Linked DNA regions of Homo sapiens: regions 2, 3, 4, 5, 6 and 7 are each linked to region 1. The links are chromatin contacts, found by Hi-C or POLR2A ChIA-PET in ENCODE. All regions are on one chromosome and are shown on one strand. Each heading gives the region's core, a stretch centred on a gene start or an enhancer-like site at or near the end of the contact. The rest is flanking DNA. Distances are from core to core; before and after follow the strand shown.

Evidence for each region. Hi-C counts contacts between places; a loop is a spot of excess contacts on that map. ChIA-PET counts read pairs that join two places held with the same protein, here RNA polymerase II (POLR2A). Pooled maps may share reads with other maps.
Region 2: a map of CD4-positive, alpha-beta T cell shows a loop between it and region 1 (5-fold over the local background). The contact joins the promoter of NMT2 here to the promoter of SEPHS1 in region 1. A Hi-C loop is called at or near these places in 1 of 168 maps with a recorded cell type or tissue (CD4-positive, alpha-beta T cell), 3 of 37 single-sample maps with no recorded cell type and 17 of 50 pooled maps.
Region 3: a pooled map shows a loop between it and region 1 (23-fold over the local background). The contact joins the promoter of RPP38 here to the promoter of SEPHS1 in region 1. A Hi-C loop is called at or near these places in 2 of 168 maps with a recorded cell type or tissue (CD8-positive, alpha-beta T cell and mammary epithelial cell), 1 of 37 single-sample maps with no recorded cell type and 13 of 50 pooled maps. POLR2A ChIA-PET finds 5 or more read pairs at or near these places in 2 of 52 experiments (GM12878 and OCI-LY7).
Region 4: a map of heart right ventricle shows a loop between it and region 1 (6-fold over the local background). The contact joins the promoter of MEIG1 here to the promoter of SEPHS1 in region 1. A Hi-C loop is called at or near these places in 4 of 168 maps with a recorded cell type or tissue (OCI-LY7, heart right ventricle and naive thymus-derived CD4-positive, alpha-beta T cell), 11 of 37 single-sample maps with no recorded cell type and 16 of 50 pooled maps. POLR2A ChIA-PET finds 5 or more read pairs at or near these places in 2 of 52 experiments (common myeloid progenitor, CD34-positive and naive thymus-derived CD4-positive, alpha-beta T cell).
Region 5: a map of CD8-positive, alpha-beta T cell shows a loop between it and region 1 (7-fold over the local background). The contact joins the promoter of MSANTD7 here to the promoter of SEPHS1 in region 1. A Hi-C loop is called at or near these places in 1 of 168 maps with a recorded cell type or tissue (CD8-positive, alpha-beta T cell), 1 of 37 single-sample maps with no recorded cell type and 13 of 50 pooled maps. POLR2A ChIA-PET finds 5 or more read pairs at or near these places in 4 of 52 experiments (CD4-positive, alpha-beta T cell, WTC11, activated T-cell and 1 more).
Region 6: a loop to region 1 is called in a map with no recorded cell type, with 10 times the contacts of the local background. The contact joins the enhancer-like site here to the promoter of SEPHS1 in region 1. A Hi-C loop is called at or near these places in 4 of 37 single-sample maps with no recorded cell type and 6 of 50 pooled maps.
Region 7: a map of CD8-positive, alpha-beta T cell shows a loop between it and region 1 (16-fold over the local background). The contact joins the promoter of DHTKD1 here to the promoter of SEPHS1 in region 1. A Hi-C loop is called at or near these places in 3 of 168 maps with a recorded cell type or tissue (CD8-positive, alpha-beta T cell and dorsolateral prefrontal cortex) and 8 of 50 pooled maps. POLR2A ChIA-PET finds 5 or more read pairs at or near these places in 1 of 52 experiments (WTC11).

Annotation. Positions count from the first base shown.
Region 1 is chr10:13,346,584-13,350,054 of GRCh38, forward strand. SEPHS1 (selenophosphate synthetase 1) reads right to left here and starts at 1,710. Exons shown (of 9, transcript NM_012247.5): 1 at 1,417-1,710. RefSeq lists silencers at 646-1,475, 1,606-1,825 and enhancers at 1,895-2,685, 2,686-3,471.
Region 2 is chr10:15,166,741-15,170,211 of GRCh38, forward strand. NMT2 (N-myristoyltransferase 2) reads right to left here and starts at 1,953. Exons shown (of 12, transcript NM_004808.3): 1 at 1,763-1,953. The coding sequence starts at 1,872. RefSeq lists a silencer at 1,323-2,152.
Region 3 is chr10:15,095,528-15,098,998 of GRCh38, forward strand. It overlaps RPP38 (ribonuclease P/MRP subunit p38), which reads left to right and starts at 1,828. Exons shown (of 3, transcript NM_183005.5): 1 at 1,828-2,239. RPP38-DT (RPP38 divergent transcript) reads right to left here and starts at 1,792. Exons shown (of 2, transcript NR_160789.1): 1 at 1,560-1,792; 2 at 1-1,338. RefSeq lists enhancers at 1,373-1,944, 2,246-2,335, 2,396-2,535 and a silencer at 1,746-2,105.
Region 4 is chr10:14,957,483-14,960,953 of GRCh38, forward strand. MEIG1 (meiosis/spermiogenesis associated 1) reads left to right here and starts at 1,906. Exons shown (of 3, transcript NM_001080836.3): 1 at 1,906-2,075. RefSeq lists a silencer at 2,129-2,178.
Region 5 is chr10:14,836,362-14,839,832 of GRCh38, forward strand. It overlaps MSANTD7 (Myb/SANT DNA binding domain containing 7), which reads left to right and starts at 1,945. Exons shown (of 5, transcript NM_001378785.1): 1 at 1,945-2,098. CDNF (cerebral dopamine neurotrophic factor) reads right to left here and starts at 1,676. Exons shown (of 4, transcript NM_001029954.3): 1 at 1,471-1,676. The coding sequence starts at 1,585. HSPA14 (heat shock protein family A (Hsp70) member 14) reads left to right here and starts at 1,945. Exons shown (of 14, transcript NM_016299.4): 1 at 1,945-2,098. The coding sequence starts at 2,042. RefSeq lists a silencer at 1,729-1,838 and an enhancer at 1,989-2,228.
Region 6 is chr10:14,646,535-14,650,005 of GRCh38, forward strand. All of the region lies in intron 2 of FAM107B (family with sequence similarity 107 member B), which reads right to left. Among named protein-coding and RNA genes, the nearest start is that of FAM107B, 130 kb to the right of the region's middle. RefSeq lists enhancers at 1,458-1,627, 2,131-3,330, 2,158-2,658. Within about 2 kb of position 1,682, at least 28 of the 41 ENCODE cell types and tissues checked have a DNase peak (open chromatin) inside an H3K27ac peak, as active enhancers do.
Region 7 is chr10:12,067,121-12,070,591 of GRCh38, forward strand. It overlaps DHTKD1 (dehydrogenase E1 and transketolase domain containing 1), which reads left to right and starts at 1,834. Exons shown (of 17, transcript NM_018706.7): 1 at 1,834-2,067. The coding sequence starts at 1,914. RefSeq lists silencers at 1,860-1,909, 2,010-2,169.

The DNA of each region.
Region 1 (3,471 bases), core at 460-2,959:
GAGAATTTTGAAGCCATCTTAGAGTTATGGGAAAGTTTGAATACCACTTTGACTTGGAAGGCGTTTTCAACAAAAACAACAAAGTCCTTTCCTCAAAAAACACCTCGCATTTAACACAGCCTCACCCCTACCAGGAAAAAAAAAAGAAAAAGAAAAAATCCAACTCACGAGGCATCCAGTTATTTTCCTACCTCCTATCTATTCCTCTCCTGGCTCCCAAAAAGGTGGGGAGGGGAATTGTGTGGCTATCACTTCCTTTTAAATTACTATCTTCTCAAGAGTTTTAAGGGTGGAAAAAAGTTTAAAACACCTTGTATCAGGAAGGCGCTCAGATTTAAAATTCCAAATGGTACTAAGGACACAAATCAGCCTCACATCCTAATGAAAAAAGTACTAGATTCTTACATTTTTGGAGGGCATGGGAAGGGGGAGGGGGTTCTGGGGGAAATGTGCAGTGATTAGGGAACCAGGGGGATCCATTTGCATTAATAAGGGACGGTGCCCGGCGACCCCGCAGCCACATGTTTACGCCTTTAAAACAATGGCATGAATATTTAAAGCAACGTTTAGCCCTTTCCTTCCCGGGCACATTTCCATGGTTTGGTTTTTTTTTTTCTTCCAACGAGCGTGGGGAGCCGGGGAGCCGGTCAGCGGGGTGGGCCCGGCGCGCTGCCCCGCCAACCCCGGACCTACCTCCCCGCCGGCCCCGCACAATGGGGCGCGCTCTCCAGGACGCCCGCGTCGGAGGCGGCCGGGGAGGGGAGCAAGGAACCCGGGGACACCTTCGGGCTCAGGCTCAGGCTCAGGCCCTCGCCGCCGCCTCGGAAGGCCCAGCAGGCCCGGGCTGCGGGCCGGCGGCGGGGCGGAGGCGGCAGCTCGGGGCCCCGGCCGGGCCATCCCTGTTCGGGCCGGCGGGAGGCGGCGGGAGCCGGCGGGCACCGCGCGTGCGGCCCAGGAGCCGGGGAGGACGCCGGGACGCACCCGCCCCGGGTCGACAGGGCCCGCGCGGAGAAAAGGGGAGGCGGGGAGGCCCCGGAGGCACCCCGCGACCCCAGGCCGGCCGCTCCCGCCGCGCGCACGGGCCGCCGCCGCCGCCGCGCAAAAATGTCGGCGGGCGAAAAAATTAACCCCTGCGTGGCCGCCGCCGCCCTCCCCTCCGCTCCTCCCCGCCCTCCCTCCCTCCTTCCCCGGCCCCGCGCGGCGGCGGCGGCGGCGCGGGCGGCGCTTCTTTTTTAAAGCGGCCCCACCAAGCCCGGCGCTGCCCCTCTCCAGGCAGGGCTGGCGGGGCCGGCGGCGCGCGGCTCCCCGGCGGTCCCGGGCGGCCCGGAGGGGGATTTGCAACGGCCGCCGCGGGCCTGCGGACCCAGATTCCCCTTTAAGCCTGCGCCTCCCCCCCGCGCCGGGCCCGCCGCTTACCGGCTCGCTTTGCGCCCTCCGCCTCCTCCCGAAAACGGGCCGCGGGCCGCTCCCACAATGCACCGGGCGCGGCCGGGCTCCCTTAAGCGTCGCCTGAATAAAAATGCCGCGCCCGGCGGCGGCGGCGGCGGCGGGGGCCCGGGCCCGCGCCTGGGCGCCGCGGGGGCTCGCCTGCCTCGGCGCGGCCCTGCGGGAGCCGGGCCGCCGCGCTCCCGCCGGCTGGGCGCGCGGGGGTCCTTTAAGGCCGGCCACCTCCCTTTAAGAGGCGGCCCTGGCTGCTGGGTGGCGGCGTGCGGCCCGGGAAGGGGGCGGGGGCGCCGTGCAGCCCCGAGCGCGGCAATGATTGGTCTCGGGGGAGGGGTGGGGGGTTGCAAACCCGAGGAGCGGTGGCATCCGTTGCATGATGCAAAAAAGGATTGATTTCAAAAGTTGCGAGTTGCATTGGCAGCCGCCCTTGGCGCCCGGGCCACCTTTTTCCCGGGCCCCGCTGCAAGGGCCGGGAACGTTTCCGCCACCTGGCCGGGCTCGACCGCGCGGCGCTCTGCGGGGCGCTGTCCCCGCTCCCCGAGTGCGCAGCGGAGCGTCCTGGAAGACAATGACCATGGGAACAATTTGCACAGGAGGCTAGGAGCCCAGGAAAAGCCGCCTGGGCGCCAGGCAGAGGTTTTTTGAAAACACAAACGGCGCGTTAGATGCTTGGGGACTCCCAGCATCTGTCCTTCCTATTGTTTAGCTCGGCTCCGGAGTTCACGGGAGCCTCGTGAAATGTGGAGACGTCCTGCAAAGTTTCTTGAACACTTCATGTGCGTGGTAGGAAGTCGAGGAAAAAGGTTTACGGTTCCCCGCTGGTTGCATTGTTTGTCCTGCACATGTTCGAGCGAACATGGCAGCCGCAACCCTGGATGTGTTCGAATTGACATCGAGGGGGGAGCTTCACGTCGTGAAATAACTTTTTTCTGGGCTTTCGAGATTCTAAAGCATTGCTGATGAAAATAAACCAAATACTTTCAGATATCGTTTAGGGCTTCTCTCTAAAACAGCAGTGTGCAGGAATGCCGATCGAACTTTTCTAGGCAGTAGGTCAGCATTTTCCAAATGTTATTTGGGAGCAGAAATGTTTTGGGTCACTGGACCGTGCTTTACGTGGCACGGCAGGTTGGCACGCTACGCAGATGCCCTTTTCGTTAACATTTCCGCTTGCCAGTTGCTCCGGGTTTTAATCCTGGGCTGGATGCAGAAGTGATGCCACCTCGAAGACAGGCTGCTCCTGTCTTTGTGTACTTTCTTCATACCCTGTAGTAAGTTTGCAAAGAACGTGTTAGTCTGCATTCTTTTATTTTATATTTATTTATTTATTTATTTTGAGACGGAGTCCCACTCTGTCGCCAGGCTGGAGTGCAGTGGCGCGATCTCGGCTCACTGCAACCTCCGCCTCCTGGGTTCAGGTGATTCTCCTGCCTCAGCCTCCCCAGTAGCTGGGATTACAGGCGCCTGCCACTGGAGGATGGCTTCTCCCAGAGGGGAAGACAGGGTCACGGTTCTCATTAAGAGGGTATTGTACTAGTCAAGCCCGGAGATGTACTTGAACTGAAAGCAAGGGGAATGCAGCCCAGGGAAGGGATTTGGTGTGATTTAGCACGTAGGAAGGAGAGGAAGAAGGATAAGATGACCCCCAGGTTTCCAGTTTGCGGGGGTGGGGGGTGGGGGAGGGAATGAGGAGCGATGCTAATAATTTATCTAAGAACTGCTGAAAGGCAAACAAGTTTCGGGGTGAGTTCAGCTTTGGAAATGTTAAATCTGAGGTCTGCCGGATGGTGTGGGGGTGGGGCTCAGAGTTGCAAATCTCAGGTCTGCCGGATATTCCAGACCAAAGTTAATAGGGAAACAGGTCCGGAATTTGGTGTGGGGATGGGGCTCAGAGATGCAAATCTGGGTGCCATCAGCATGTAAATGGTGTTCGAAGCCTCCGTAAGAGGTGAGATTAACCCCGAAGGGAGAGCTCAGGAAAAAAGTGAAAGAGACCTTGGACAGAGCTCTGCAGAACTTGGAAATCAA
Region 2 (3,471 bases), core at 703-3,202, 1.8 Mb after region 1:
CTGATATACAAAACTGAAAACTTCCGAAGGCAGCACAGATGCCTCTGGGTGCTACTCTGGGAACTTTAGCTTCTTGAAAGGTGTCGGGGGACAGGCTCAGATCAATGCGCACACAGATGAGGAATTCTTTGTACCAGGGGCATTCTCAACAGTGTAAGCAAAGAAGTCCTAATCAAGCCCCCAACCTAGAATATCAATCAAAGGAGGAACAATAAACAGAAATTACAGCAGAGAAGATAAAAGTCCAGGGTCTCTCCAGAAAGAAAACACAGGTACTGAAGCTAATCCATCAGCTTGCATCTGCACCTGGGCCCATTTCTGGCAATAGAACTACCGTTTCAAAAACATATTTGTATTTAGCTATCTATCACAAACACGTTTCTATCCCTGCATAAACAGGGCTCAGGTTCAGATTCCTATGCAATTTCCTTTCCTCTCTTTAAAAAAAAAAATATTCTAGACTCGAACATTCGATACTTGCAGCCGCCACTGAAGTATTCACGGCAAAGATAAAAACAACTTGCAAATGGGAGATGCACATAGTCAGCTTTTCTTTTTCTTCATTTGTTAATATTTTATAATGAATTAGAGGTCAGTCAAAAGTCCCTTTCTATAATAAATCTTAAAGTAGACAAGTAGAATGCAAATGATTTACACTTTCAATGATCAATCATTTCAAGAATCTCTCTACGAACTGAGTAAACCATCTGTGACTCAGGCCTCCCTATCATGTTTTTTAAGCTGACCCACTTCTCCATCACTCACCATGGTTCGAAAAATCTCACTTCTAAGGGTGTAGCAAGAACCGCTCTGTGCCAGCGCATAGTTTGAATCCAATAGGGTAAAAGGGTAATGTAAACAGCACTTTAAAAGGACACCAGTTTTTATTTAAAATGACCCACTGCCTCTAAAAAGAGAGCATCAACACCGGCCTTCACCTGAAGCAATCCTTTTCTCCAACAGAAGAGCAAATCAAGTCTGCAGGGTTCGGGGGCAAAGGGAAAGGATTAAGAAATCCGATCAAGTGTGAAAATGCGTGGTGCATCGAGTTTTGGAGATCAAATACCAGCTTTGCAAACAGGATACGGCCAGGTCAGCGGGAGCCCGGTTCAGGGGATCGGCCCTGCTCTGAAGAGCTCTAGGGACAGGCGAGGCGGTGCAAAGCCCAGTATCCCCAGCAGGGGCCGGGCCCGGGACCCCCTCGGCGCCAGAACTTTGCGCAGTTCGCCGCCTGCGGCCCCGACACCATCGGGGCACCTCCACGCCGCTCCACCCACGTCTTTGCCCATTCTTTTCGGGTGGCGGCTGCGGAGAGGGAGTCTGAAGGGACTTAACAAGGATGGCAGGGAGCAGAGGAGGGCGACCTCCTACCCCAGGCTGCGGCCGCCACAAAGGGAAGGGCGTAGCGCCTCTCCTCGGCGCCCACCGGAGCCACCCGCGGGCGAGGGCAACAGGCGCCTCCTGGGCCAGGCCGCCGGCGGGGATGGGCGAGGCTGGCCGGGGGCGCGCGGCAAGTGACAGTAGCGTCTCCCCGCCCGGGCCCCAGCCTCCCCGCCCACCCCGGGCCTCGCCTCCCCGCGCACTGCACTCTCCCGCGAGCCGCGCGCCCCGGACCTCACCATGGGCTCCGCGCCACGGAGAAGCCATCGCGGGGCGGAGCGGCCGAAGAACCCCCAGTCCTGGGAGCCACCCCCGAACGGGAGACCGTGGCGCGCGCGGTCCCCGCCCTGTCGCGCCCGGTGCGCCAGCGCGCCGCCCCTACCCTTTGGCGTGCTCCGTCTCCTCCTCATTGTCCCCGTCTATCCCGCACGTGTCCTGGTCGTCCAGTTCCAGGCTCTGCTGGCTGGCCGCAGACTCGCTGTCCTCCGCCATCGCGGCGGCGCTGGCTGGGGAGGCGGTGCTCGGGGCCGGGCCGGAGCGGCCGCAGCTCCCTCTAGTGCCTCCCGCCGTACTGCTTGGAGTCGGAGCCCGGGCGCTACGCCCCGCCCCGCCCCGCCCGCGCCCCGTCCCGCCCTCCGTCCCGCCCCCTCCCCGCCCTCCGTCCCGCCCCGCCCTCCATCCCCGCCCCTCACCGTCCGCGCCCAGCCCGCCGGCCCCGCCCTGCCCGCCGGCCCCGCCCTGCCCCACGGGCTTGAACCCCGCCCACCTCTTCGTCCCTCCCCACCAAGCCCCGCCTCTCCCCGTCCCGCCGGCTTCAATCCAGCTCTCTAACCCCGCCCGCCTCTGAGACCCCTCCCCTCCAGCCCCGCCTTTCCCCACCCTGCCGGCTTCAAACCCGCCCTCTAACCCCGCCCACCGCCGCAGCCCCTCCCAGATGGCCCCGCCCCTCCCCGCCCCGCCAGCTCCAACCCTGCTCACCCTGGCCAGCCCTGCACAGGGCCGAGTCCTGTACATCCAGGCCTGCGCGGTGCCTCTGCCTGGGGCTCGGCTCTCAAAGCTGCAAACGTGCAGACTTGACATCCTGAGTGGCGGCATTTTTGGAACACAGGCCATGCGATTTTACTTCTGGACGAATTAGGGAGCGCTCCCAGCCCGTGCAGGGGTTTTTCCCACTCAGGAGTAGGCACTCAGGGATGGGGCTTTCCAGAAACTCTTCCCGCCCCTCCACATACATGTTAACAATTCCATTTCGCATCTATCTATCCATCTAATACATTATAAAATCAAATTCAAAGTCAAAAACAGTATTTCCAGCCCTCCACCGCCCTGTCCCAACCAGGCTTGCAGCACTAAAACTCTTGACAGAAATTTTTGAGCTACCCCTGCTTTCCCTGGACACTACTACGGACGGCTCAGACCAGAACAGACATCTTGAGGGACTTGGGGACGTGTCCACGATGCTGGGGGATTGGACAGTTTCAGGTAGGCTACCCTGGCTTTCCCAAAGTCAAGGTCATGACCTAGATTTCCAAGCAAACGTGCACGGCCTTCTGTGCTGAAATTGTCCGCTGTCTCTCTCAGAAGAGGGAAGGGAGGCATTCTGTAGTACTGCCAAATAGAAGACCGGTGAAGTTCAGCCTCTCTTATTTGCTACTGCATTCTGTACAGAGCAGTCCTGTCCTTTGCTTTGCTGAGATGATCTTGTTCAAATGTGCTGCTAGGCCACCGGAAGTCTCCGCAGTGGTTTTGCAAAGATAATCATCAGAACCCGCTCAGTGAGGAAAATGAGACTTTAAAGAGCCACCTGAATTTTTTGGTGTGGGTCCTTTTTTTGCAGAAGATACTAGGAGCATTTTATGGCTTTTTTCCCCAAGGGAGACTATGTTTTTAAAACGCAATGAGCTAGAAGTATCAAAAGATGAAAACTGCAGAGCGATTTCAAAGCCCGTCAGCTGTTTGGCATTGAGACAACTAAAATTCTGTAAGAAGGGCAAATGGGGTCAAAACACAAAAGGAAATACAATATTGCCTTTAACAACGGCAACTATTTCTGAGGCAAAATGTCACATGTCACCTCTGTGAAACTTTAGG
Region 3 (3,471 bases), core at 578-3,077, 1.7 Mb after region 1:
CAAGAGATACTATTTTTATCACGTCATAGAGGAGGTTAATAAACTTGCCTAGGTCATAAGATCTTCAGTTGATGAAGTTAGGATTTCAACCCAGAGCCAAGTAATGTAATGGCTGATGTTTTCCACAGAGAAAATGTAAGCCGAGATGATGCTCAAACTATAAATCTGGAACCTTAGGGGGACAAAAACGTATGGATGTCTCCTTCCCATTACTTTAGCATTTTAATTAGATTCCTGTGTCTCTATTTGTCTTTGGAAATGCAAGCTGCTTGCAGTTCATCATAGCTAACTCACACAATTCATTTTATGAAACACAAACCTGTTCTCACAAACTCACTGTCATCTCTTTTTAATCTTTCTAATTGTGATAAAAATCATACTGCACTTTACCCTGTGTAACCTCCAATGATCTTTGACCAAAAGCCAAATCTTTTTTTTGTTGTGTTTACTTATGGACAGTTAGGTTCTACATAGGTACTTAAACATGAAAATTGAAATCATAGAGGCTGGGCACAGTAGCTCATGCCTGTAATCCCAGCACTTTGGAAGGCCGAGGTGGGCGGATCACCTGAGGTCAGGAGTTCGAGACCAGCCTGACTAACATGGTGAAACACCGTCTGTACTAAAAATACAAAAATTAGCTGGGCTGGTGGCCCGTGCCTGTAACCCCAGCTACTCCGGAGGCTGAGGCAGGAGAATCACCTGAACCTGTGAGGCGCTGGCTGGAGTGAGCCAGGTTCGCGCCATTGCACTCCAGCCTGGGCAACAAGGGCAAAACTCTGTCTCAACAACAATAATAATAATAAATAAAAGAAAGAAATCACAGAAACTATACCAGAAAATAGGATACAAAACCAACAGTGAGGAGATTGAGAAAAGGAGGCAGATACGTAAAGAGGAAAAGGAAGGGGGCCCAAGTAAGGCCGGAAAAAGCGGGGAGAAGGAGGAGGCTCATTAGGTCAGAAGCAACCTGCCGTCTTCTAAGTTCTGGCCAAGGGTAGATCAACAGATCCAGATTCCTGAGCTTTAAAATGTTATTCGGCCGCTTCATCACTTGTCCCCGACTTTGCAGCGACTCCGATGGTAGCCTGAGTCTCCATTGCTTGGAGCAGCCACAGTGGACACTGGACGGGATATTCTGTGCAGCTGTTGCTGAACTCAAGGCAACTCTTACTGCCTTTCTCTTTTCGGGCTCAAGATTCCCTGCATTATTGCCCATAGGCATGTGTTTTACCCCATACTCCTTCTCCCTTTTATCTTGATTTTCGCGGTGCTGGGGAGTCTGCAGGGATTCCATGGCGACGGGCTCACTGGGACAGGGGCTGGGGTTGTGCGTCCCTGAGGCAAGGCAAATACAGAAAAGCGAATAGAGACAGAGGGCTAAGATTCCAAAGCACTGAAAGGTAGAAACTGGGTTAGAAGAGAGAGGGGAGCACAAACGCCCGGAGAGAGCGAGCCCTCGGGATACCATTGGCTATAGGCTGGCCTCCGAACAACTGGACGGTCCAAGTCCTGAGCGTCTGGTTACCCGGGCAACCGCATGGTCTCGCGATACATACCTCGCGCCTGCGCACTGCCCCTGTAGCGGGGGTGGGGGGACCCGGTCCGGAGACTCCACCCCGGGGCCTAAACTCGAGTCTAAAAGATTGGGCCTCGTTGTGTCGTTTCCGGGTCGCGCGACGCTGTGGGCCGCTTTCCCCTCTCCGGAGTGACCTAACACAGGATAACGAAACCTGCACTGCTCCGAGCGCTTCCTCCCCGGCCCGTCGCGTCTGCGAGGCGAGGCCGGGAGGCGAGGGCTCTGCGCACGCGCGGCGCAGGCGCACTGGGCGCCGGTGCTGTTGCCTTCAGGTGACCACGGATTCGCCATCGTGAGTTCCAGGTGGGCGCGCGGGGCCCACGTAGGGCAGGAGGCCAGCCCCGGGGGGATCGGGCCCGGGACTCTGCGGAATCTGGAGGCCGAAGCCCGCGCGCACGCAGGGTCTCTGCTGCTTCCCCAACGCCTGTTGCGTGGCCGCAGGACCCGCCGCCCTCCCGGTTGGGCCGCCCAGTCCCGGGCCGGGCGCGTGCACCCAGAGCTTCCGCGTTTCTAGTCCGGCTCCTCTGCTGGATTGCAGCGCCGGCTGGGCACCAGGAGTACAAAGCGAAAACCCCCGCCGGCCCTTCTGTTCTCCACGGTCTCCAAGGAGACACGGACAACAGAACAACACTTCCGTGTGCTAAATAGTAAAGCACCAAGGTACTCGATCCAGGGGCGGCGTGCAGTGGGGAGGTGAGCTTTGGGTCGGCCGTCGCCCCTCGGCTACCGGCGGGATCCAGAAACCGGGAGTCACCACCAATACCGTTCTCAACTTTACTTCCAGCTGGTCACTACTGTGTCGGGAGATTCTACCTTCTTTTCCGACTAACATGTATTTTTCTCCAGTCCTTTCTGCGGCGTCTCTAGTGCAGGCCACCGTCATTTCTAACCTGGACGACTCCAGGAGCGTCTTTGCTGCTCGGGGACTCTTCCTTTGCCCAGATCCACAAAGATCTATAACGTCTTTCTAATCACGACACCTCTGCTTTAGATGTTAAAGTTGCTTCACACTGGAACGCTTGCAAAGGTCTTCATTATCTGGTCCTTACCCACCTTTCCTAGTTTCTCACCGCTTTCTCTAGCATCTCTGCCCCAGCCACATTGAACTTATTTGAACGTGTTTTTTTTTTTTTTTTTTTTTTTGAGACATAGCAGTCGCCCAGGCTGGAGTGCAGTGGCGCGATTCCGGCTCACTGCAACCTCCGCCTGCCGGGTTCAAGCGATTCTCCTGCCTCAGCCTCCCGAGTAGCTGGGACTACAGGCGCCTGCCACCACGCCCGGCTAATTTTCGTATTTTTAGTAGAGACGGGTCACCACGTTGGTCAGGCTAGTCTCGATCTACTGACCTCAAGTGATCCGCCCGCCTGGGCTTCCCAAAGTGCTGGGATTACAGGCGTGAGCCACCTCGCCAGCCAACTTATTTCTTTTAATACTGAGATACCTTTCTTTACTCCATACTTCCTTTGGTAGGCATTGTTTAGATGTAGGTTAAGAGGTCCGGCCCGGCGCGGTGGCTCACGCCTGTAGTCCCAGCACTTTGGGAGGCCGAGGCGGGCGGATCACAAAGTCAGGAGATCGAGACCATCCTGGCCAACATGGTGAAACCCCGTCTCTACTAAAAATACAAGAATTAGCCGGGCGTGATGGCCCGTGCCTGTAGTCCCAGCTACTCGGGAGTCTGAGGCAGGAGAATCGCTTGAACCCTGGAGGCGGAGGATGCAGTGAGCCGAGATTGTGCCACTGCACTTCAGCCTGGCGACAGAATGAGACTCCGTCTCAAAAAAAAAAAAAAAAAAAAAAGTTCCTCTGTGAGGACTGCCTTTTCCCACCCCCCTCAACTAAGCTAGGCCTCTGCTGGATGTTCCCTAAGCATACTGTTCCCTGACCTTCAT
Region 4 (3,471 bases), core at 656-3,155, 1.6 Mb after region 1:
GATCCGGGGCTACAGAGGAAGGAGGGAGGGTGTTGTGAGCAAATCTTACAGGGCTTTGCTCACCATGTATAGCCTCTGGTTTTCACTCTCCATAAGATGGGAAGCCATTGCAGGGTTGTGAGCAGAGGACTGACATAATTTGACTTAGGTTTTTTTGTTTTGTTTTCTTTGAGACGGAGTCTCCCTCTATGCCCAGGCTGGAGTGCAGTGACGCAATCTCGGCTCACTGCCACCTCCACCTCCACCTCCACCTCCTGGGTTCAAGCGATTCTCCTGCCTCAGCCTCCCGAGTAGCTGGGACTACAGGTGCACGCCACCACTCCCAGCTAGTTCTTTTGTATTTTTAGTAGAGAAAGGGTTTCACCATATTGGCCAGGCTGGTCTCGAACTCCTGACCTCGTGATCTGCCCACCTCAGCCTCCCAAAGTGCTGGGATTACAGGTGTGAGCCACCGCGCCCGGCCTTGACTTAGGTTTTAAACAGATTGCATTGACTGTTGTGTTGACAACAGACTACAGAGGGGGCATAGAGAGCTGTTGGGAACGGTTGTAATTACCAGAAAAAAGAAAAATTATGATGGCTTGAGTAGAAGCTATAAAGTCAGCAGGTTGCATTGATGGATATGGAAAGAGAGGGCTCTAGGCCACATCTACTAAAAGACATGAAGAAGGAGCAGGGTTTTTGTTTTTGTTTTGGCAGGGAGGTGTTTGGGGAGGTTGTTTTGTACAATCAAGTGGATGTTGAATATACATTGATATACAAATCTAAAGTTCAGAGAAAGACCGGGCTGAAGAGAGAAATTTGGGAGTTGTAAGTAAATAGTTTTTTGTTTTTAGTTTTACTAAGTATTGCCTTTGTTTTAGTATGACTCGTTTATTTAGAAGTTTATATAATTTAATTTGTGATATGTCTTGTGTTTTTGTTTTGTTTGGGGCAGGTGCCCGAGGCCCTTGTCATCTTCATTGACTCCAGCTCATGGCTTGTATTTAACAACGAGCTCAGAAAAATTCCTAAAAATTTAATTACTGAGTCTCCAGAGCTCTAATGAGCTGGCTCCAGCACACAATTGCTCCTTTCTTTCATTCAACAATTTGACAAGTCCTGATGGCTCTACATTCAAAACATGTAAATTGGCCGGGCGCGGTGGCTCACGCCTGTAATCCCAGCTCTTTGGGAGGCCGAGGCGGGTGGATGACGAGGTCAGGAGATCGAGATCATCCTGGCTAACACGGTGAAACCCCGTCTCTACTAAAAATACAAAAAATTAGCCAGGCGTGGTGGTGGGTGCCTGTAGTCCCAGCTACTCGGGAGGCTGAGGCAGGAGAATGGCGTGAACCCGGGAGGCGGAGCTTGCAGTGAGCCGAGATAGCACCACTGCACTCCAGCCTGGGCGACGGAGCGAGACTCCGTCTAAAAAAAAACAAAAACAAAAAAACAAAAAACCGTATATCTTGAATCTGATCACTTTTCGCTTAGATAGTACTGTAATATAGTAATAGATAATGCTAGAAAAAATAATTAAAGCTATAGATATCATCTATTGTAGGTTTACTGATTGTCAGGCACTATGGCGACTCTCTGGAATGGTTCATTCCTCGCAAATGAATAGATAGGAGATATCTACTATCAGGAACTACAAACACAGTCTCCGTGCTGTGATCCGCTTTCACAGGGAATTTTGTCTGGGATTCAAGTAGCGGCAAGTAACCCTTTTTCGCCCTCCATCTCTGCTCAGGGGTGAGCCCTGGCAGCGCTCCTACCTGGGACCTACATTGGCTTAGTAAGATGGGCCGGCGCCCACCCCAGCCCTCGCGCATGCGCATAAAAGCCCACTCCCGGGGGCGGGGCCTGAGCTAGCTGGGCGGGGCCTGAAGGAGCCGGGAGCTCCTGCAGCTTCATCGCGTTACTAAGAGACGCGAGGGTCGCGAAGGGCACAACACTTGGCCTCTCGCTGGCCCTGCTCGCGGATCCCGAGTAGAGAACGCAAGCACCCACGCCCGCCTGCAAGCTCCCGGGCGCCCCCGGCCTCTCCTGCTCGGCGGAACGAGGATAACCCAGTAGAGCCGGACCCAGGGGTGGGTGGATGCGTCGCTGGAGGCGAGGGCCCTGCCCGCCAACCCCTGCGCCCCGGCCGTAGCCCCACCCCGGAAGTTCTTGCCCCGCCTTCTCGGCTCCGCAGTTCTCTGCTGTCTCCTGAGGTTTGCCAGGGAGATCCCGTGGTTTTCATGTCTCTTCCGTGATTTTTAGGGAAGAGGGTCACTATTTGGCCCTTCCAGAATCTCAGGGTCCGGTTCTCCCGGAAGTTTCCGGGCCGCCCCGGACCCCATTGGCTTTAGGGGCCGCGTCTCCGAGGGCTCCGATTTGGGCCCTAGATTTTGGAATACTGTGTTTTGTCCGTCCCAGCCTTCACCAGGCGGATTTCATCTCCCACACAGTTAGTGATTTATGGCAGAAAGGAAGCTGGAGGGATGGGGACTGCAGGTTAGCTGTGAGGGCCGGAAGGGAGCGGTTTTGTGCTGCACACAGGCAGGTCAGCACTCCCAGAGCAGGGACCGCCGGGCGTGCTTTCGGAACCGCTTTTGTCTTTCAAATGAACGCCCAGCGACAGCAGACGGGAGTTCCAGGACCTTAGAGACCGGCTAATGCTTCTCTTTAAGTTAGGAAACAGGCGCAGGCGTGTTCATGGCCTTGCCTAAGGTTACGTGCTGGTTACAGGGCTCCTCCTGCTGCCTCTTAAGAACAGAAATAATCTAATAGGAGGAATAAAAGGGACTATTAGGGAGGCTAATGCTCTTGAAGTTTTAATACTACTAAAAGTAAAAGCGCTTTTCAGAGTGAAAGGGAAGTGAAAAGGGAATTTGGGTGGCTGGCTACATCAGAAGCTTCTGTTCCAACTTTAGATTGTCAGGGAGTTGAGATGGTGTTTTTTGTTTTTATTTTTGTTTTAGTTTTTTGAGACGGAGTCTCGCTCTGTAGCCCAGGCTGGAGTGCAGTGGCGGGATCTCGGCTCACTGCAAGCTCCGCCTCCCGGGTTCACGCCATTCTCCTGCCTCAGCCTCCCGAGTAGCTGGGACCACAGGTGCCCGCCACGATGCCCGGCTAATTTTTTGTATTTTTAGTAGAGACGGGGTTTCACTTTGTTGGCCAGGATGGTCTCGATCTCCTGACCTCGTGATCCACCCGCCTCGGTCTCCCAAAGTGCTGGGATTATAGGAGTGAGCCACCGCGCCGAGATGGTGTGTTTTTAAAATAACGTGCCCGAGGCCGGGCGTGGTGGCTCACCCCTGTAATCCCAGCACTTTGGGAGGCTGAGGCAGGCGGATCACCTGAGGTCGGGAATTCGAGACCAGCCTGACCAACATGGGAAAACCTCGTCTCTACTAAAAATACAAAAAAATTAACCAGGCATGGTGGCGCATGCCTGTAATTCCAGCTACTCGGGAGGCTGAGGCAGGAGAATCGCTTTAACCT
Region 5 (3,471 bases), core at 695-3,194, 1.5 Mb after region 1:
AGGACAGACAGCATAAGCTTCCCATTTAATTAATCCAGATGCTGTCTCTCTTGAAACATTTATAAGTGGGAGCCCCAGATGAGTCATCAAATCAATTGTCTTTGCCTCACAAAGTCTGTTTTAAAAGTATAGGACACAATTATAGCATGGTTTGGAGCAAAATTATAACTTAGCTAAACAAATATCTTTATATCGAGTAATAACATGTAGATATTTTAAATTTCTGGAGAAAAGTTTAATTATTGCAGAGCTCATAGAAAGCCAGGCTCCAATTATTAACACTTTAAGGACTGGGCGCTGTGGCTCACGCCTGTAATCCCAGCACTTTGGGAGGCTGAGGCGGGCCGATCACCTGAGGCCAGGAGTTCAAGACCAGTCTGGCCAACATGGTGAAACTGCATCTCTATTAAAAATATAAAAATTAGTCAGGCGTGGTGGTGGTGCCTTTAGTACCAGCTACTTGGGAGGCTGAGGCAGGAGAATCGCTGGAACCCGATGATGGAGGCTGCAGTGAGCCAAGATTGTGCCACTGTACTCCGGCCTGGGCAACACAGTGAGACTGTCTCAAAACAAAAACAAAAACAAAAAACAAAACAACAAAACAAACAAAAACACAACTTTAGTACGACTATACCCATCCATTCACTCAACATATATGATGAACCTACAATTTCCTGTTCACTAGGGATATATTTTCCAGCTGAGGGCATATACATTTAAACTAATTATTTTCAGTAAAACATGGAGTGAGCGCTACAGGAGTCCAGAAGGAAGGGGCTAGCATAGCCACTTACCTTCTTTGCCTTTGCTAACAGATCTCTAAAGTGAAGTACGCTGATTTTGCAAAAACCAAAGTCTCAGAGCTAGGGGACTTGGTGGGATACAGACTCACGTATTCTGACTGCGAGTTCACAGCTGAGATACCGTGAACAAAAAGGAACCACTCTTTTGTATTCCTCTCTTTCCCAAGGAGTCAGTGTACTCCTTTGCAAAGCAATTTTCACCTACAGAGTCCTAACAAATATTAGCTATGTCCTCTGATTTAAGCTACTCAACTCAATGCCATGTTTTGTTTTCCTTTGGGGAGTCACCAACTAGCTTGGACTTGAAAGACGTCTTCTGTGCAAGGGGAGGCAAATCTTGCTGGTTGGAAGCAGCAGAATCAATCTGGCGCCAGTATCATCTGAATCTAGCATTCTTTGCACAAACTCTAATCCAAATACAAACCCACCAGCTTTTACTGCTGAAGTTTAATATTCACAGCAAAACCACAACGTGGCCTCACGTTACCACCAGGCCCGGCTTGAGCTTTTTACTCGAGCTGGGCTTGGGCGATCTAAAACGAGGGACAGGGCCTGCATTTCCTGGGCGGAATGTTATTTATAGCCAGGGCCAGGAGAAGCCAAAGCCGACAGCTGCTGCGCCGCAGCGCGGGGCCGCCGCCATGCAAGCAGTTGTCACACCGCTCACCTTCACAGTCGGCCCCTGGCCGCCCCCCGGCCTCCTGGCCCTGCGTCAGCACCGGGTGAGAGACCAAAAGCCCGGCGCAAAAGGCCACCACAGCAACTGGGCTCGCGCACCACATGCTGGGCCAGCAGCTTCAATCGCCTCCGCCACCCGCGCCCACCGCCCACCAAGCTGCCAAAGCGAGCTGAGCAGAATTCGAGGTTGGAAAGAATCTGCCAGTAGTTGCCAGGACAAATGACGCAACTGAACACAGAGTTTCCATTGGCTCTCAAGGAAGGGATAGGAAGGGGGCGGAGTGTAGGAGCCTTTTCCCGTCCCTCCCCGGTTGCGCGTGCGCACTGTGCAGTTTCCGCGGAGCGCAGAGACGCGCTGAAGCTACTCGCGGACTGCGCGTGAAGAAAGGCGGAACCTTCACGCTGATTGGCGGCGACGCGGGAGGCTGTAGCGGCCGACCGGACGCAGGGGGCTGGCGGGAACGTGAAGCTCCGCGGTGCCTGATGGGGCCGTTGGGCGGCCGGTAGCTGTTGCTGTTGGGGGACCCCCTCATTCCTGCCGCTGCCGTCCCTGCTGCCTCATGGCGGCCATCGGAGTTCACCTGGGCTGCACCTCAGCCTGTGTGGCCGTCTATAAGGTGAGGGGCTGCGGAGCTGGGCTAGGGCTTCATGACGGCCACCCGGTTTTCTGGCGCTGGGTCATCCACAGGCTTGAGAGCGGCGTGTCGCCGGCCTAGGGATGTCGTGGAGTGGCGTTGCCGCGAGGACACTCCGGAGCGAAGGGCCGGGCAGGCCCGGCCTCGCGCCTGGCGATTCCTCCGGAAAGTCGTCTACTCCGCGGCGGAGGCTCGCGGCGATGTAGACGCGCGGGGTCCCAGGGCGTCATGGCGGCGGGATGCCCGGAGGGGTCCCAGGGACGACGTAGCTGCAGGGTGCCCGGGGGGGTCCCGGAGACAGCGGGGCCGCTGGGTGTCCCGGGGGGTCCCGGGGACGGCGGGGCTGCGAGCATTTTGGGGGAGGTCACGGGGACGTCCTGGCCTCTGGATGCCGGAAGGGGTCTCGCTGACGTCAGGGCCTCAGGATTCCCGCGGGTGGGAGGTCCTGGGAAAGTTGTGGCCGCGAGGTACTTGGAGGCGGTGGTCTCTGGGACAGCAGGGCCGCAGAACGCGCTGAGCTGGGCCCGAACGTCTAGGTCCCGGAGGGGCGGGGAGGCTGCAGTCGAGCTGGGGCTGATGGTCCCGCAAAGCTGCCTGGCTGTGAAGCCAGTTGATGGTGCGTGGTCTACAGAGGTGGCCTTTCTGGAAGTGAGAGCCTGACAGGACTTGTGGCCTTTCTCTCATCAGTGGGGAGGCAGAAGAAACGATAATCATGAACTCCGTTGCCACTAGTCCCGCGTTTAAATGTCAAATGACTTGTTAGGAAAAGCCAAAGGGAATAATACTACTTCATTTGTAGAAATGGGAAGAAAGGGGCCCAGCGCGGTGGCTTACGCCTGTAATCCCAGCACTTTGGGAAGCCGAGGCAGGCGGATCACGTGAGGTTAGGAGTTCTAGACCAGCCTGGCTAACATGGTGAAACCCCGCCTCTACTAAAAATACTAAAAATTAGCCGGGAACGCCTGTAATCCCAGCTGCTCAGGAGGCTGAGGCATGAGAATGGCTTGAACCCGGGAGGCGGAAGTTGCAGTGAGCCGAGATCTGGCACTGCAGTCTGCACTCCAGCCTGGGCCACGGAGCAAGACTCCGTGTCCAAAAAAAAAAAAAAAAGAAATGGTAATGGTAAGAAGGAAGAGAGGTAGGAAAGGTAACGTAATAATAGCCTTCGTTTTGTGTGTAGAAAGGTTGTTATTACTTTTGATTCAATTGTTGACTTTGCAGAGCAGACTGAAAACATGAGGCAGTTCTTCATGGAATTATAGGCTTTCTATGAAAACGAGGAAATTAAATGGTAATTAAATTTGCAAGTTTAAAATATTGAGATAGCAGTTTTTCTTTCCACACAGATGGCAAAG
Region 6 (3,471 bases), core at 432-2,931, 1.3 Mb after region 1:
AGCATATAAATGCCACATTTTCTTTATCCACTCATTGCTTGATGGGCACTTAGGTTGATTGCATGTCTTTGCAATTGTGAATTGTGCTGCAATACACATATGAGTGCAAGGTGTTGATATAATGACTTCTTTTCCTTTGGGTGGGTACCCAGCAGTGGGACTGCTGGGTCAAATAGTAGATCTACTCTTAGTTCCTTGAGAGCTCGCCATACTGTTTTCCATTGAGGTTGTACTGATTTACCTTCCATTTTCTCCTTTTTTTTTTTTTTTTTTTTTTGAGACGGAGTCTCACTCTGTCACCCAGGCTGGAGTGCAGTGGCACAATCTCTGCTCACTGCAAGCTCCGCCTCCTGGATTCACGCCATTCTCCTGCCTCAGTCTCCCAAGTAGCTGGGACTATAGGCACCCACCACCAGGCCTGGCTAATTTTTTTGTATTTTTAGTAGAGACGGGGTTTCACCGTGTTAGCCAGGATAGTCTTGATCTCCTGACCTCGTGATCCGCCTGCCTCGGCCTCCCAAAGTGCTGGGATTACAAGTGTGAGCCACTGTGCCCGGCTCCATTTTCTCCTCTTTTAAATGGAGAACTTCCTAAGATGGGCCATTCACGTTTTTCCCACAGAAAGTCTTCCACATAGCAGACACTCAATTATAATTACAAATATTTGTTGGTTGAATGAATGAAGGAAAGAAAATATTTTAAAAGGTACAGACAAGAAGAATTCCGGGAGCTGTGAGGCTCAATTTAGTTGTATGCTGTCATTCATCACCACAGTCTTGGCCAGATTTTCAGTGCTACAAATCGATACTAACCAACTGGTAGGCAGAGACGTATAACCATCTCCTATAAAATTGCTAATTCAGTCTGGGTGCAGTGGCTCAGGCCTGTAGTCCCAGCACTTTGGGAGGCCAAGGTGGGTGGATCACTTGAGGTCAGGAGTTTGAAGCCAGCCTGACCAACTTGGTGAAACCCCGTCTCTACTAAAAAAAGTACAAAAAAATTAGCCAGGCATGGTGGTGGGTGACTGTAGTCCCAGCTACTCGGGAGGCTGAGGCAGGAGGAATCACTTGAACCTGGGAGGCGGAGGTTGCAGAGGAGCCAAGATCGTGCCATTGCACTCCAACCTGGGTGACAAAGTTAGACTCCATCTCAAAAAAAAAAAAAAAAAAAGATTGCTAATTCAAACAGTAATATGGATTGCTGTTTGAAAATGAAACAAGGCATTTGCAGTCAACAATTCTGGACTCATCTCAGAGTTATATGCCATGGTCTGTACCAATGACCAATGCTCTCAGTAAGGGCTGTCTCCAGATGCCAAGGCAATGCGGTAAACACCCTCTAATATTGCCCCAACCAACTCATATATTCAAATATGTATTGAGATGCTGACACAGTTAAGGAAGGCAGAATTTGTTAAGTCTTCTGCGGAGAAACTGAAAAAATGGAGTGAGAATCCATTTTTAGCGGAAAAAAAAAAAGGCGATATAAAACATTTTCTTAAGAGGTTTAGCATATTTGAAAAGACGTGCCAAAAAAAAAAAGTATTCTTTTACTAATTCAATTAAAATGATCTCAGTCACTTCGGTATTTTCCATTTCTGGTCAAAATCTAGACAACAAAGAAGGAAGTGTCATCTGAGGTAATTATGGTCTAACCAGGAGCAAAATAGGCCCCAGGCCTCACAAGGAAGCTTGACTGAAAGAGGAACTTTGACTTAGTAAAACCGAACTGCTGGGGTCGAACTGACCAGCCCTAATTTGGAGCAGGTGCAATCACTCTGGCCATTTGCTGACAGGCAGCATGAACGAGGGGAAACAAAAAGCCCGGAGAAGTACTGAGTGCTAAGAGGCTTTCAGAGGCGCCTGTTGCTAGGGAACCACTTCCTCTGTGTTCATACCCAGCGAACTCAAGCTATTCAGATATCACTGGAATAATCTCTCTCAGGCTCCGAGGGGAAAAGAAACAGCTCTCAAAGCTCAGACGTCATGGTAACACTGGGAAAAGCCCAGCTTTTCCAGCAGACACCGAAGAGCCAATGATACCAGGAGAAAACCAGAAGTGAATGGGCATCTTGTGTTTTATTGAGACACAGAGGACAGGCACCTTCTGCCTGACCCCACCCAGGTGCGTCGGTGGCAAACAGTGACACACCCACAACCCACATGTAATTTTACTATCAGTTCTTTGAGAATGAGATACTGTTCTCTTCATCTTCAGAACCCACGTCATCTAGCCCAGTACTTTCCACACCATTCTCCAAGTTGGTTTAATTCAAGTTCTTCATTCCATAAATATTTATCGAGGACTTGGTTCTATGTGCACTGCATGGATGCTATGATAGAGATTAAAAAAGACACAGAGACAATTCCCCTAAAGAAGCTTCCTGGTCTTAGAAACACAAACGAGGATGAGGTTTGTCTACAAATAATGGTAACACAATGGCAGTATAAACAACATGGTAGGTTTCATTCGTAAGCCAAATATAAAATTCTAAGCCCCACAACCAGCTGAATGGACCTCTCCTCTTGGCCAAGGGCATTCTAAAATAAGCACACCAGTTCAGGCCATGATGGGAATGCATGATCAGACATGCCTCAGTTTATATTGCTCCCTTTGGAATTCAGGCACTGCTGACTAACATTAGCATTAAAACAGAGACCATAAGACTGACAAAACAGACTCTGCGTAGCAATAAGATAACCACATGACAGACAGCAGGACCTGAAAGAAATCAAGATATTTTATCCCAAAATACATTTCTTTGACACATTTTGAAATGGCACTGCAAAGCTGTCTCTTGTGGGGAAAACCTATGTTTTATAGAGAATTCCCTTTCCTTTCCAGGTCTTTTTTCTGATCTAGGAGAGAATTAACTAAGAGTCTGGCACCTTTTAAAGTCTGTTAAGAAACATTTACCATCTAGTCTCTCTGAAGCCTGCTATCTGGAGGCTTCATCTACATAATAAGAACCTTAGTCTCCACAACTTCTTATCTTAACCCAGACACTCCCTTCTATTGATTCCACATCTTTAGATAATCACTTAACACTTTCAAGCACTTGCCAATCAGAAAATCTTTGAATCCACCTGTGACCTGGACACCCCCCACTTCGAGTTGTCCCACCTTTTCCAGACTGAACCAATGTACATCTTACCTGTATTAATTTATGTCTTATGTTTCCTTAAAGTGTATAAAACCAAGCTGTAGTCTGACCACCTGGGCACATGTTCTTAGGATCTCCTGGGGCTGTGTCACAGGCCATGGTCACTCATATTTGGCTCGGAATACATCTCTTCAAATTTTTTATAGAGTTTGACTCTTTTCATTGGCACATTGTTTGACCATTACACATAATAAGGGCCAGTGGGCACTCAGTGCAGAGTTAGTATTGCTGCTCTTCAGTCATCAGAGATGCAGGCATGTCCTGTGCGTTTCCTCCAGTATCCTTAACACATGGTTTCATCTCTTGGG
Region 7 (3,471 bases), core at 584-3,083, 1.3 Mb before region 1:
CCTGGGCGACAGAGCGAGACTCCGTCTCAAAAAAAAAAAAAAAAAAAAAAAAGGAAAAAAAAGACAAGCCCTTGCAAAACCAGGTCCAAACTAGCAAGATGGGGAGGCCACCAAAGTGTGGACCTAAGGGGTCCCAGCTACAGTAGCTGTGCTGGATGACGCTCCTGTGCTTGCAGGGGGCACTTACATGTGCCTACATTATATAATCTATCATCCTGTGTGCTGAGTTCTATCTACAGCTAGACTGGGAACTAAGGGCAGAAACTGTGCCTTATTAATCTTTGTAACCCAGCAGAGTGCTTTATGAGTGTACTGGTTGAATGAGTAAGAAGGAGGATGTCTTGGGCTTGTATGTATAATATTCCTAGGAGTTTGGGGTATAGCTGCACAGCTTACTGGAACGAAGGATGACTAACCAGGTAAGGATGCAGACTCTCTCTCCTACCATACTGGCAAAGTTAAAAGTAAGCCACAGAAAAAAAATCATTTGGGAAACTCACTCAGAGACAGACCAACTAATCGTTCATGTCCAGTTTCTTTTGACTCTTATCCCTTTCTTCCCTGCTCCCTTTACCCTATTTCCTTCTTTCTCTCTTAATGTTTTTTGTTTGTTTGTGAGACAGAGTCTCGCTCTGTCGCCCAGGCTGGAGTGCAGTGGGCACGATCTTGGCTCACTGCAACCTCTGCCTCCAGGGTTTAAGCGATTCTTCTGCCTCAGCCTCCCGAGTAGCTGGGACTACAGGCACCCGCCACCACACTCGGCTAATTTTTGTATTTTTAGTAGAGACGGGGTTTCACCATAGTAGCCATGATGGTCTCGAACTCCTGACTTCGTGATCCGCCCTCCTTGGCCTCCCAGAGGGCCTCCCAGAGTGTTGGGATTACAGGCATGAGCCACTGCAGCCTGTTTTGTTTTTTTTTTTTTGTTCGTTTGTTTGTTTGTTTTTGTTCTGTTTTTTTTGAGACGGAGTTTCGCTCTTGTTGCCCAGGCTGGAGTGCAATGGCGCCATCTCAACTCACCGCAACCTCCACCTCCCGGGTTCCAGCGATTTTCCTGTCTCAGCCTCCCGAGTAGCTGGGACCACAGGCACCCACCACTACGCCTGGCTAATTTTGTATTTTTAGTAGAGACGAGGTTTCTCCACGTTGGTAAGACTGGTCTCGAACCCCCGACCTCAGGTGATCCGCCCGCCTCGGCCTCCCAAAGTGCTGGGATTACAGGCGTGAACCACCGCGCCCGACCTAATTTTTGTATTTTTAGTAGAGATGGGTTTTCGCCATGTTGGACAGGTTGGTCTCAAACTCCTGACCTCAGATGATCCTCCCGCTGTGGCCCCCCAAAGTGTTAGGATTACAGGCGTGAGCCACCGCGCCCGGCCTCTGTTAATGTTTCTTAAGAAAACAAAAAAATTAGGGGTATTGATTTTGTAGCTGCGCTAAGTAACCTTTGCTTTTTGCGTCCCTTGGTCTCAGTCCTAGCCATTTCCTATCCACCCTGTGGCTAATTTGTCCTTTCTGTAACAGACACCCTAGACTGTGTCTATGCGGTTGGGCAGAGGCGTGATGGGTAAACACTCCTGGCGGGAGACTACAGGCGCTGCAGCTACATCCTGTTTCGTACTGGGAGCAGGTGCCGCCCCGCGGAACACTTACTTGCCCCGCCCTGCGGTGGAGCAGGGCGGTCTCAGCCGCCGGAACCGCCCTGGAAGCCCGCCCCAATCCTGGGCGTCGCTTCGCTGTGAGTGCCGCTGCCACGGATTGGCTTCCAGGGTCCGGCCCGTCGGCCAATCAGGCGCGGGGGCGTTGTCTGGGGGCGGGGCTCCGGCCGCCTCTGACGAGTCCCGGATTTACCAGGGCCGGTGGGATCCCCTCGGGCTCCCGCCTTAGCATGCTGGCCGGGACATCTGGTGAACATGGCCTCTGCTACTGCGGCAGCAGCACGACGGGGCCTCGGCCGGGCTCTCCCTCTCTTCTGGCGTGGCTACCAGACCGAGCGGGGCGTTTACGGCTACCGGCCGAGGAAGCCCGAGAGCCGCGAGCCCCAGGGCGCCCTGGAGCGCCCCCCAGGTCGGGGATGGGGCCCGGGCGGTGGGAGCGGGGGCTGGGACGCAGAAGCCTCCCCTGGCCGATTTGCGGTGGGGTGTCGGGGTCGGGGAACCGGCTGCCGGCCTGAACGCGCGGCCGGTGGGGAGGAGGGGGAGGTGAGGGGAGCAGAGGGTAGGTGTGGGTGCTCAGTGTTGGGGTCATCCCCCGTCCATCCTCTGTAACTGAGGATCTTTGAGGTCCACGCTTGGGTGGTCTTCCCATCTTGCTGGTCCGGACCTGGTTTCGGAAGGGCTTTTCTTTCCTTTGTTGGAAACGTGTGAGAAACTCTTTTTTTCTTTCTCTTTTTGTTTCCTTTTTTTTTTTTTTTTTTTTTTGAGACGGAGTCTCGCTCTGTGGCCCAGGCTGGAGTGCAGTGCTGCGACCACAGCTCCCTGCAGCCTCGAACTCCTGGGCTCAGGCTATCCTTCCACCTCAGCGTCCCGAGTAGCTGGGGACACAGAGGGATGACCACGCCCAGCTTTTTTTTTTTTTTTTTTTTTTTTTTCATTTTTAGTAGAGATGGGGTCCCACCATGTTGCCCAGGCTGGTCTTGAACTCTTGAGCTCAAGCTGATCCTGCAGCCTCGGCCTCCCAATGTGTTGGGATTACAGGCTGAGCCACTGCACCCAGCCTAGAAAACCAGCTCTTTAATGAGGCGGAGCTGTGGGAGAAGTAAAGTTTTAAGGTCTCCCAAGGATACATTTCCAGGACCATCTCTGAGGCTTCTTTTATGTGAGCAGGTGGGGGGGTCCAAGACTGCATTGCTTGGGAGAAGTGGGCAGTTAGTTCCAGTCTTGGAAGACAGCATGATATTTATTATGTATTTGTCTCCTTGTAGCTAGTCTGTTACTTTAATTTCAGAGTTTAACTCTTAACTCTGCTGAATTTGGAACTATGTGCTGGTGGGGTTTCTTTCTTTTCCTTTTAGCCACTCTATTGACACCTTGATATGTGCTGGTGGTTTTAATGAATTAACAGTCATGAATATCAGCTTTTGGAACTTCTGTTGCATGCTCATTTGCGAGACTAATTTTGAGTATTTGGTTTACGCTCCAAAATTATTGTATCATTATTTATCCTCACGGAGTAGAAGATAAGTACAGATTGCTTATTAGAGGAAAATCATTTGGCATCTTTGATCTGATCATTAGATTAATGTTGAAGATCCCCTTCGGCATCTGGGCACCTGACCTTGGAATGTTCCATCAATCACACACTAGAACTTCAATATTTTGCTCTTCACTTCGGAGGGCATTTAAAATAAACCTCATATCTCTGTCTCTCTCTCTTTTTTTAATCCTAAAATGGAGTCTGGCTTTGTCGCCCAGGCTGGAGTGCAGTGGCACGATCTTGGCTCACTGCAACCTCTGTCTTCTGGGTTCAAGC